Regions from separate parts of the Homo sapiens genome. Here region 1 is linked to region 2. Evidence: chromatin loops called from intact Hi-C (ENCODE). Cell type or tissue: PC-3. All regions are shown on one strand.

Region 1 (5,000 bases), 48 kb after region 2:
AATAACAGCCAATGAGCTGAAGAAAAAAAAAACGCCAAAAAATCTCATAATGTTTTAAGAAAGTTTACGAATTTGTGTTGGGCCACATTCAAAGCCATTCTGGGTCACATGCGTCTTGCGGGACGTGGGTTGGACAAGCTTGGTTTAGATATGCTTTCCTTTCTGAACCACTATTTAGAGATCCTTCCAGTGTCCACAGAAAGGGCTATGAATCCAACAATCAAAAGATCACTATTTAGGTTTATATTTATAAAATATAGTATTACTTCAGACCAAGTTGCTGGTTCAGATGGAATAAAAAATAAAAGTGCCACCCCTGAGCAGCAGCGTCAGCGTCCACACTGAGTAAACAACTGCCCAGGGGACTTGCGATCCTGTTCCCCACCACTGCGCTTAACTCATTTTTGCTCTAACTCTGAAGTCATTTACTGAACAGATACTATTATTTAGATAACATGTTATTTCAGAAGCTGAGCAGCTATACTGAACAGAAGTAAAGGACAGAAACTAAATTCCTGAAATTCTAGCTGGGGAGACCACAAATAAGTATACAAGTTAATAAATGAGACAATTCCAGGTAGTAACAAGTGTTATACAGACAAGAACACAGAGGATGTATTAGTGGCTTGGTAGGGAGAAGAAAGCTTCATTTAGGTGGGATAATCAAGAAAGGCTTGTCTCAGAGGTGATATTTGAGCTAGACTTTGAATAAGATAAAGTCCATCATGCAATCATCTGGGAGAACAATACTCAGGCAAAGGGAACAGCAAAAGCAAAATAACGGATGCAGGGTGTTTGAGGAAAAGAGGGCTACAGTGGCCGCAGCCCAGTGACTGAGGGGAAGATGATGAGGCAGGAAGAGGTCAGATTACATAGGGCCTTCAAAGCCATGGCAGAGTCTGAATTTGATTCTAGGAATAGTGGAAAACCATTACAGGGCTTAAACAAGGAAGTGATATGGCCTGAATTAAATAAATAAATAAATTTATTCATTCATTCATTCATTATTCACTCATTTATTTGAGGCAGGATCTCGCTCTGTCACCTAGGCTGGAGTGCAGTGGCACAATCTCGGCTCACTGCAGCCTCAACCTCTGGGGCTCAAACGATCCTCCCACCTCAGCCTTCCAAGTATTTGAGACTACATGCATACACCACCATGGCCCCAGCTAATTTTTGTATTTTTTGTAGAGACAAAAAAAATACCAGCCTGCTGCCCAGGCTGATATCGAACTCCTGGACTCAAGGGATCCTCCTCTTGATTACAGGCATGAGCTACAACGTCCGGCATGATTTAAGTTTTTTAAAAAACTACTATGATGGCTACATGGAGAATGGACTGCAGCAGACCACAGTGGATAGGCTATATGAGAGATGCTAAAGGCTTGGACTTGGGTGCTGATGGGAAGTGAGAAGAATGGCCAGAGTCAGGGTACATTTCAGAGGTGAACTGACATGACCTGCCACCGGGAGGGTGGCAGGGGAATGTGGAGGGAGAGGGCAAAACAAGGAAATCAGGATTACTTCTATACTGGGACTTGAGCAACCAGATGGACAGTAGTTCGATTAACTGATATGGGGAACGCCTGGAGAGGAACAGATGTGGAGTGGAGAGTAGGAACAACCAAAGGTTCTGTTTGGGGCGTGTGAGGACCAGACATCTAACAGTGAGGGTAAACTGGGTGAAAACAGCATATCGATGATCAGGTAAGAAGAGGAAGAGGGGCCCCAGAAGGGATGAGGGGAGCACCTAGTGAAGGATGAGGATCTTCAGAAGAGGGTGTGGTCAAGAGACAGAGAGAAGATGCTTTAAGGAGTAATCAACTATGTCAAATGCTGCTGAAGACTGAATAAGATAAGGAAAAAAACCTGACAAGTGGATTTAGCAAGATAGAAGTAAATTAATAAAGAAATAGGGTGGGCTGGGTGTGGTGGCTCACGCCTGTAATCCCAGCACTTTGGGAGGCCGAGGCAGGCGGATCACATGAGGTCAGGAGTTTGAGACGATCCTGGCTAACACAGCAAAACCCCATCTCTACTAAAAAAACAAAAATTAGCCAGGTGTGGTAGCCCGCACCTATAATCACAGCTATTCGGAGGCACGAGTAGCGCTTGAACCCAGGAGGCGGAGGTTGCAGTGAGCCAAGATCACACCACTGCCCTCCAGCCTGGGCCACAGCTCGAGACTCTGTCTCAAAAAAAAAAAAAAATAATAATAATAATAAATAAATAAATAGGGTGGGAAAATATGTTAAAAAGGTGTTTGATTTTGATGAAGCTAAACTAAAAATATATAAAGGGGATAATTTCATAAAAATTACTAAGGTATGCTGATTTATCATGCTAAGTACATTTTTGACTTCCCTTCTTAAAGGAAGAGGAAATCAGGCTGGCACAGTGGCTCATGCCTGTAATCCCAGCACTTTGGGAGGCTGAGGCAGGAGGATCGCTTGAGCCTAGGAGTTTGAGATCAGCCTGGGCAACACAGTGAGACCCTCATCTTTAGAAATCGTAAAATTTAAATAAAAATTTTAAAAAGGAAGAGGAAATCAACGACTCAGAAGACTGTCACTCTGACTTTTACATTCTTGCGGAAGGAAGCTGTACTTAGTAATAATTATGGAAGTATTTAGAATTTACATTGAAAGAGGAGCAGAGCAGCCCGAGGGCTAAAAGTTTACTTGGCTACCTTGACTGTGATTCATTAAACTCCTAATGTTCTTTTGTTCAGACCAACCCCAAGCTAAAAGTTTTTTTGTTTTTTTTTAAATCCAACCCAAAGGCCCAAGTGAAAGGGAAAAAAAAACTGCCAGAAGAAAGAGGAGACCACAGCCATGCCCTTGGTTGGGAGCACTTTTCTGGCACTATAATGTCTTTTCCAAGGCTGCTACTGTTTCACTACAAGACTCCAGTCAGCATCTCACTCCCTGGTCAGATCACTGAGGACAAAATGCAGAAAAGTGATCAGAGGCCCGCCCACACCTGTGCCACTTGTCTTTGAGTCTCCTCCTCACCTCCCACCCCTCACCTGGGTCATTTTGTCCACAGAGACTGGAATTCCGTCGATGGTGAGAGGCGGCAGTTCTGAGTTAACCTCCTGTGGCGCAGGGGCGTGTTCTGCCAGAGCAGACTCCAGGTCTTCCAGGATCATGCTCTTGTACTTACGCACCTGCAGGGAATTAAGGGCAGAAGTAAACAAGATGCCCAACAACCAGGGAGGATTGGTGCCAAGCAACAAGAGAGTGGGTGGGGCTGGCCTTCCTGAGCCATTGCATAGCCTTAAAAACAAACACTTCTACAAGCAAATAAAAATACCCACTGGTCCCAAAGACATCATACTGAACATAATTAAATGAAAAGATGATGAAATTGCAGGTAACAACAATAGAAGAGAGCCAGTGAAAAAATTTTCCAGAAATACTGCTTCTTAGTCAAAATCACATTTTCTCAATGAGGGTGCCATTGCCTGTTCCAGGTCTAACAGGCATGGTATTCATGGTTCTGCATTTCCCAGGCCATTGCTTGAACAACCAGCTGTGGCAGCTCATCACCAAAATCATTTTCAAGATCTTCAAGGACTTACATTTCTAAAACTTAAAGTAACCAATTCATTCAAAACTGCTGCTACATTCCTGCAAAGCCAGACTACCAAACAGACAGGAGATTCAAGCATACAAGAGACTGGACTGAAAAGAATCAGAGAAAAAAAACTGATAGGTGTATGTTGTAGCTGAGTGCCACTACTGGTAAGGCCCGGGCCAAAGGGAGCCCCATAGGTCAAATCTCCCTTGCTTCTGGTAGGGCTTGGTGACAGAAGTGAACCTCCAACCCATGACGCCTTTAGCTCTAGCCCAGGTTGGAACCAGATATTGTTGTTCGTTGTCTGCATTCCCACTACTGCCAGTTACATGTCTCAACTTAACAGTAACACACTGGACATGCACACATTCGATCATGAACAGAAAGGGTGGACAGACGCTGGGTCTTCCAACCACCAATATAATGGGTTCATCTGAATGCCTGGAACTTGGGAGAGGAAAAAATGGGTTCATTCACTTAGGAGAATACACAAGGGGTATGAGGATACCTCTGGGAATAACAAAGAAGCCATGGAATTATGGAAATGTGACAAGTGGGCTAGGAAATTAACTTGCTTTCTGGGCTCAAGGCACTATTTTAGGGAAACAAATGGAAGAGAAAATGAGGTTTGACTAGAAGTTCCAGCAATGTTTGAATCCTGGGTTGTCTGCTGAGTGGGCTGGACTCTATACACTTCCTTATAAATACCTCATTATGTGGATTAAAAAAGAAAAATTCCCATACTCTACCCCAAGCATCTGGAAAAATAAATATTATTACTGGCTACATGGTGCAACTTCTGCAGTTGAAGAATCCTCCAAATAGGTCAATAACTAAGGGGATAAGAGAAAAATAGCACAAACTGGTAGACTCATTATCTTTCCAGAGATTCAGTTGTATCCTGGTCTCTAATAAAAAATAAAGTTTCAAAAATTATTGCCATTATATTTATTGCAACATAAGCAGCTGATGTTGCCACAGCAACTTTACAGGATTGTATTTTCTGCTATGTTCCTGTAGTCTAGATAGTATTTATGCTGCCTACTCACACACACACACACACAAATGAATCTTATAAGCCTAGTGATATGGTTTGGCTCTATGTCCCCACCCAAATTTCATCTTGATTGTAATTCCTACATTCTGAGGGAGGGACCTGGTGGGAGGTGACTGGATCATGGGGGCAGTTTCTCCCATGTTGTTCTCGTGATAGTGAGTTCTCATAAGAGCTGATGGTTTAAAAGTGTTTGGCAGTTCCACCGGCATTCCCTCTCCGCACCTGTCTCTCTTTGTCTCTCTCTCTGTCTCTCTCCTGCCACTATGTAAGACGTGCCTTGCTTCCCCTTCTGCCATGATTGTTAAGTTTCCTGAAGCCTCCCTAGCCATGTGGAACTGTAAGTCAATTAAACCTCTTTTATTTA
Region 2 (5,000 bases):
CAAGAACCTGAAAAACTTTATAAGAATTTTTCCTGTTCTAATATTGTGATTCCTGTGTGAACAGTGATTAATGCCCTTTTTACATGCTCAATTAAAACCCACTTTGCCATCCATGTATTGAATAGAAATGACTCCAATTAAACTTGTCCAATTATGGCTCTGGATTTGGTATGCCAGAAAAAAAAATCCCTTTACAGAATAGCGCTCACAATGACAGGCACAAGATTCAGTCTTGGTTTATAAGGAGCTGGAATAATCTAAGACCAAAATCTGCCTTTACATACAAAGACTCCGAAAGATCTGCGGACCTAAAGGGAAGGAGAATGAGACAAAGAAGCATGTAACTTGGCCTTGAGGACACCGTGGATGGAGAGGAGACCACAGTCAGTGGTGTCCATCTGCCAGATGGCAGGGACCTTGGGAATCTGTCCGGAAGCCCTGACCTGAGTTGTCTGCTCGGAATGTCCCTGGCTCAGATTGGTGTTCTGTTCATAGGATGGTGTGCTGGCTCATTGAGTTTCCCCAAGCTGAGAATACCCAACACAGGCAGACCAAAGAGTAAATGAATTTGCATCTATTGAAGTACAGAAAAACAAAAAAAAGAGGACATGAAGGTATGCCAAAGGGACTTGATTCCTTTGGGGCCCTGACATGTCGACTAGAGGTATCCAGTCTTTCACATGAAAAGTATCTAAAAGCTACATCTGAAGGACATGGTCATGGCTTAGATGAGCACTAAGAATAAAGAATGACAGCTACTGGCCTATCATCTCATTGTAAAGGCCCTCTGTGTCTACTTTTGATCTGCAGTCTTTAAGCCTTCAAATAGCAGAGCTTAGGTTAGCAATTCCTGGCATATAAACGATGAATGCCCGAGGCCACCCCAGGTTATAATGGTAGAGAGAGAATGACACATCCCCTCTGGATGTGCAGACTACACAAGGAACCTAAACCCGCAAAGAGGGACAGGAGATACTCTCATGAGGCAGTGCTGGTCTTTCTGAAGGTGTCCACAGCTCAGCATCTCTGCAGGAGGCAAAGAAAAGCACCAAAGAACCCTGGCAACTGGAAATCCCTCCAGCTACGGGGGGTATGCCTGAGGAGTGACAGAAAAGGCCTGGTAATTCTAGAGAAGAGAATCTCAGTATGCCTGAGGGATATGATGGGACTTCCACCAGGAACACAGGCTTCCCGAAGTAGGGATCCTTGTGGGAGATTCACTACCACCTCTCTGCGAATGAAGACTCACTGGCCCTGGCCCTAAGCATATGTGCCAGAAGTACTAAGAGTGAACCTCTGAAGGTTACTTCCCTTCCCATTCGGTGTGAGTGATTAATCATTATAATGGTAATAATCATAACAGCAGTTGTAGCAGTGGTAGTCAACAGTTACTGCATGCCTCCAATGCCCCAGCCAGTAAAGAGAGTAGGACTATAGTCTCTGCTACCCCGCAAATTAGTGCCATCAACACATCTCCCAGGATGGGGGAGATTGGGGAGTCAGGAAACTGCCACCTCTTTCCAAGAGCTATTTTGGAAGGCACTTTGGACTTCAGGAGGTCATTATGAAGACAGAGGAGGAGGACACGTTTGAGAAGTGAAGAATCACCACTGAGCTGTCCCTTCCCCTCCTCAACACCATGAAAAGGTTGGGTGAGAAACACACATGGGGCAGAGAACTGTACCCCTCTTTGAGTGTCTAGAATCAAGAGCCCCAGTGAACAGCTCTGTGCTCCCATTTTTCAGCAGCAGCTCTGTTTCACTGTGAAATCTGGAATTCATGCAATAGTCATGGCTCCTGTCAGCTTTGTGACCCGTCAGGCTTCAGATATTTGATCTTTTGGCGGGCTACTATAAATCCATTACAGCACCTGGCTGCAGATACCTGTAGCCTAGAAGAGAAACTTGCACTTGTGAGGAATCCAAGTGGAAATATGCACATGGCCTGAGTCATGAATAAACTCACTAGGAAGTGAGTCTTGATGTCACCACTGTCTCCGGTCTCAGGTTTTCCTGCTTGGACTCTGCAGTGCATAAAAATAGATCAGTTCTCCTCGCAACCCTCCCACCCTGCTGTTTACTGGCTGCGGATTACTGCAGTCACATGGGTAGATTTTTTTTTTTTTTTTAAAAGCAAAGCCATGCTGTTTATGAGCTGAGAAGGTCACTGGAAGACAAAGCTCATGAAGTATTTGTGTTGTCCTCCCCTGTACAGAGAGGGTACAACTTGCCAGGAGACCACAGTGTTATTGATATAGCCCTTAGATCAGCACCACCCAATAGAACTGTCTTCAGTGATAGACATGTTCTGTATCTACACAGTCCATTAAAGTGGCTACTAGGTACATGTGCCTGTTTACATTTAAATGTGAATAAATTATAATTAAATTAAAAATTCAGTATCTCAGGGCGTATGTGGCTATTCAGCACTTGAAATATGATTGTGACTAATAACTACCTTTTACATTTTATTTCATTTTAATCAACTTGCATTTAAATTCAAATAGCCACATGTAGCTAACAGCTATCATACTGGACAGTACAGATTTAGATGTTAGGTTTTGGTATCATGTTTTTATTTGCCTCTGCTAAGATTTACCGTGAGTCTTTGACTTCTAAAGTGAGTAAAACATAGCTGCCACCATTCTTTAAAATAATCCTGCAAAGGAGTCACCACACCAAGTACTAGCATAACCAGATGAATAATAAAGGCCATGATTTTCATTTGTATTATGCCTTCTTTACTTCCTAGGTAGGCTAAGCTGGCAAGAGGGAGTGAAGGGGAAGAAGGGAGTTTCATTGGGCAGTAGAAAGAGTACTGGAGATCTGGTATGATTTCCAGTCTTACTATTTAAGAGCTGACAGATCCTGGGCAAGTCCCGGTTTTAGCTGCTTCTGAACAGGGCTCAGAAGATCTATTCTACTCAGTTTACTGGGTGAAGGTAGAATAATGCAGACACTGCTTAGCCATTTGCAAGAAGATGATGGTGGCAGTGGTGGTGGTTGTAGCAGTAGTAAAAAAACAAAATGAAAGAATGGACAATGAAAGGAAAAAGATGAAGACCCTAAATAATTATGCTCAATGTGTATAGCCAAAAGGCAAAATTACAGCCGACTGAAATGGTTATTTTCCTGGTATGACATCTACCAACATGCTTCCCAGAATGAAAACGATTCATCTTAGAGAAAAGTTAGCTGACTTAAATGGGAAAGTCCCTGTCTGCAAAGAAAGCCTATTTCCCAGGGGGGCGTGTGGAAGACACTAAGAGACACTGCTGTCCCAAGGTGCTGCACCACATACAGTTCCCAGGAAAAGCCGCCGGCTCCCAGCTCAGCTGGAGCCACAGGCAACGCTGCATACTCCCCTCACTCCTCTTCATTTTGATCCACAGCTCACAGCTCTCCTTATATTACAAGAAGGAATCTTTTCAGGTCTAGGACTATCCCCTCCTCCCCCTCTATTTAAAAAAGGCCTGTGATTCCAAAGGAGAAACAGTTGTAATACACATGAATCTTCATTTGCTTTTTCTTACAGAACAGGCGATGCCTCAGCGCAGTCTGAGACCAGCACTCTAGTGTCTTCATTTTCTCTCAAGGCACTCTATCAACAAGGGAGTGGGTGGAAAAGACCATTTACCTTACAGGAGGGCAGCCTAAAAATCCACAGCTACCAGCTGTGCTGCTCTTTGGGGACCTTGAAGATGAGAGGCTTGTATCCTGGGACTCACAGCTCACACAAAAAACAGTTGCTTAGGGGCTGCCTGCTTCAAGTCCTGAGGCACTGAGCTTACCATCTTTGGATAAAAGCTACAAATAGTATCACAGTGTCATAGAACACAACAGCACTTTTAAGGCTATTATGCTTATGGTGACTGAAAACGCACTCTTACACTAAGACTATTTAATACATTCATTTATTTAAACTTTAAAATAATGAGGCAAAAAGTGATTTAGTACACACTGGAATAGCACATCAGCAACCTTTTTGGGGAGAAACAATAATACAGTTCCTAAATTAACATTTACATCTCAGTGGACTCTTGTGAGAACAAGCCCATATACTGATGTGTCCAGGGAACAAGGAACACAGAAAAAGGTGGAAGGAGATGTGTTTTACAGTCTAACATGTGGAGGATTGGCATCATCCCTCTCATTTTTAAAGAGTTGGAACAGTGGGACATGCAGTAAGTAAAAATGGATGATGGTGGTGACAAAAAGGAAAAAATGGCAAAAGCTACCTTTCATGATAGAGTTGAAATACAATGCATCTGTTGAGATTTGAAGACACATTGTGCCATTTTAGGAGTAAAAAGGCCACACTCATGACCGCAAACTATGTGCAGAAGAGAACAGCAGCCCTAGACAAAGGCAAGTGATAGAGCCTTTAAACAATGTCACCTTGTATTTTCTTCAGTCAAGGTTACAGAAAGGGCTTCTAATCTAGTCCCATTTTTACAGCATCCACCTCTGCAACATACATCTTCATCTGCGAAAGGCAAGCATTCGGATCCGTCTTAAAGACAGGAAAGCAGCGTCTACATAGTACTGTGCACTCCAACATATGTGAGGAATGATGGAGAAGAAATTGATGCTGACAGCTAAAGAATTTTATATTTATGATGCATCCCTGTGCCAGGCACTATGCTAAGAACTTGACAGGAATCATCTTGTTTAATGCTCACAACTTCCTTCTGAGTACAGAACTATCATTATCCTAATTTTTACAGTTAAGGCTTAGAGAGGTTAATTTGCTTGCCTAAGATTACAGAGCTTGTTAGAGGTTCAGCTTTTAGGGTCTCCAGCTCTGCGGGACCTCCCCTCTCCATTGCTCCTCCTTTTACTCTCAGTGCTATACCAGGTATCTACAAAGTTAAATGATCCTCACCACCACCTTCTGTAGCAGAGGTTCTTAACCTTTTTTTGTGGGCTGGAGATGAACAGGGGTGGGGGTGGGGGTGGGAATGCCTCTGGTCTAGTTACACATTCAATCAAAGCTAATAC

The links. A loop is a pair of places that touch in the nucleus more often than their neighbours do. Peaks named below come from ENCODE experiments on the same cell type or tissue, not always from the same donor. Only the 100,000 strongest peaks of a DNase experiment are listed, where the experiment ranks them.
Region 1: a loop joins it to region 2, with 4 times the contacts of the local background. A loop is called at or near these places in 1 of 110 quality-filtered maps.

Annotation. Positions count from the first base shown.
Region 1 is chr7:129,688,575-129,693,574 of GRCh38, reverse strand. NRF1 (nuclear respiratory factor 1) reads right to left here. Exons shown (of 11, transcript NM_005011.5): 5 at 3,029-3,169. Among named protein-coding and RNA genes, the nearest start is that of NRF1, 79 kb to the right of the region's middle. In PC-3, no CTCF peak of the experiment used is centred here; a DNase peak (open chromatin) is centred at 2,664; H3K27ac peaks cover 1,470 bases.
Region 2 is chr7:129,736,670-129,741,669 of GRCh38, reverse strand. The region is part of intron 10 of NRF1 (nuclear respiratory factor 1); the gene reads right to left. Among named protein-coding and RNA genes, the nearest start is that of MIR182, 31 kb to the left of the region's middle. In PC-3, no CTCF peak of the experiment used is centred here; a DNase peak (open chromatin) is centred at 1,959; H3K27ac peaks cover 1,641 bases.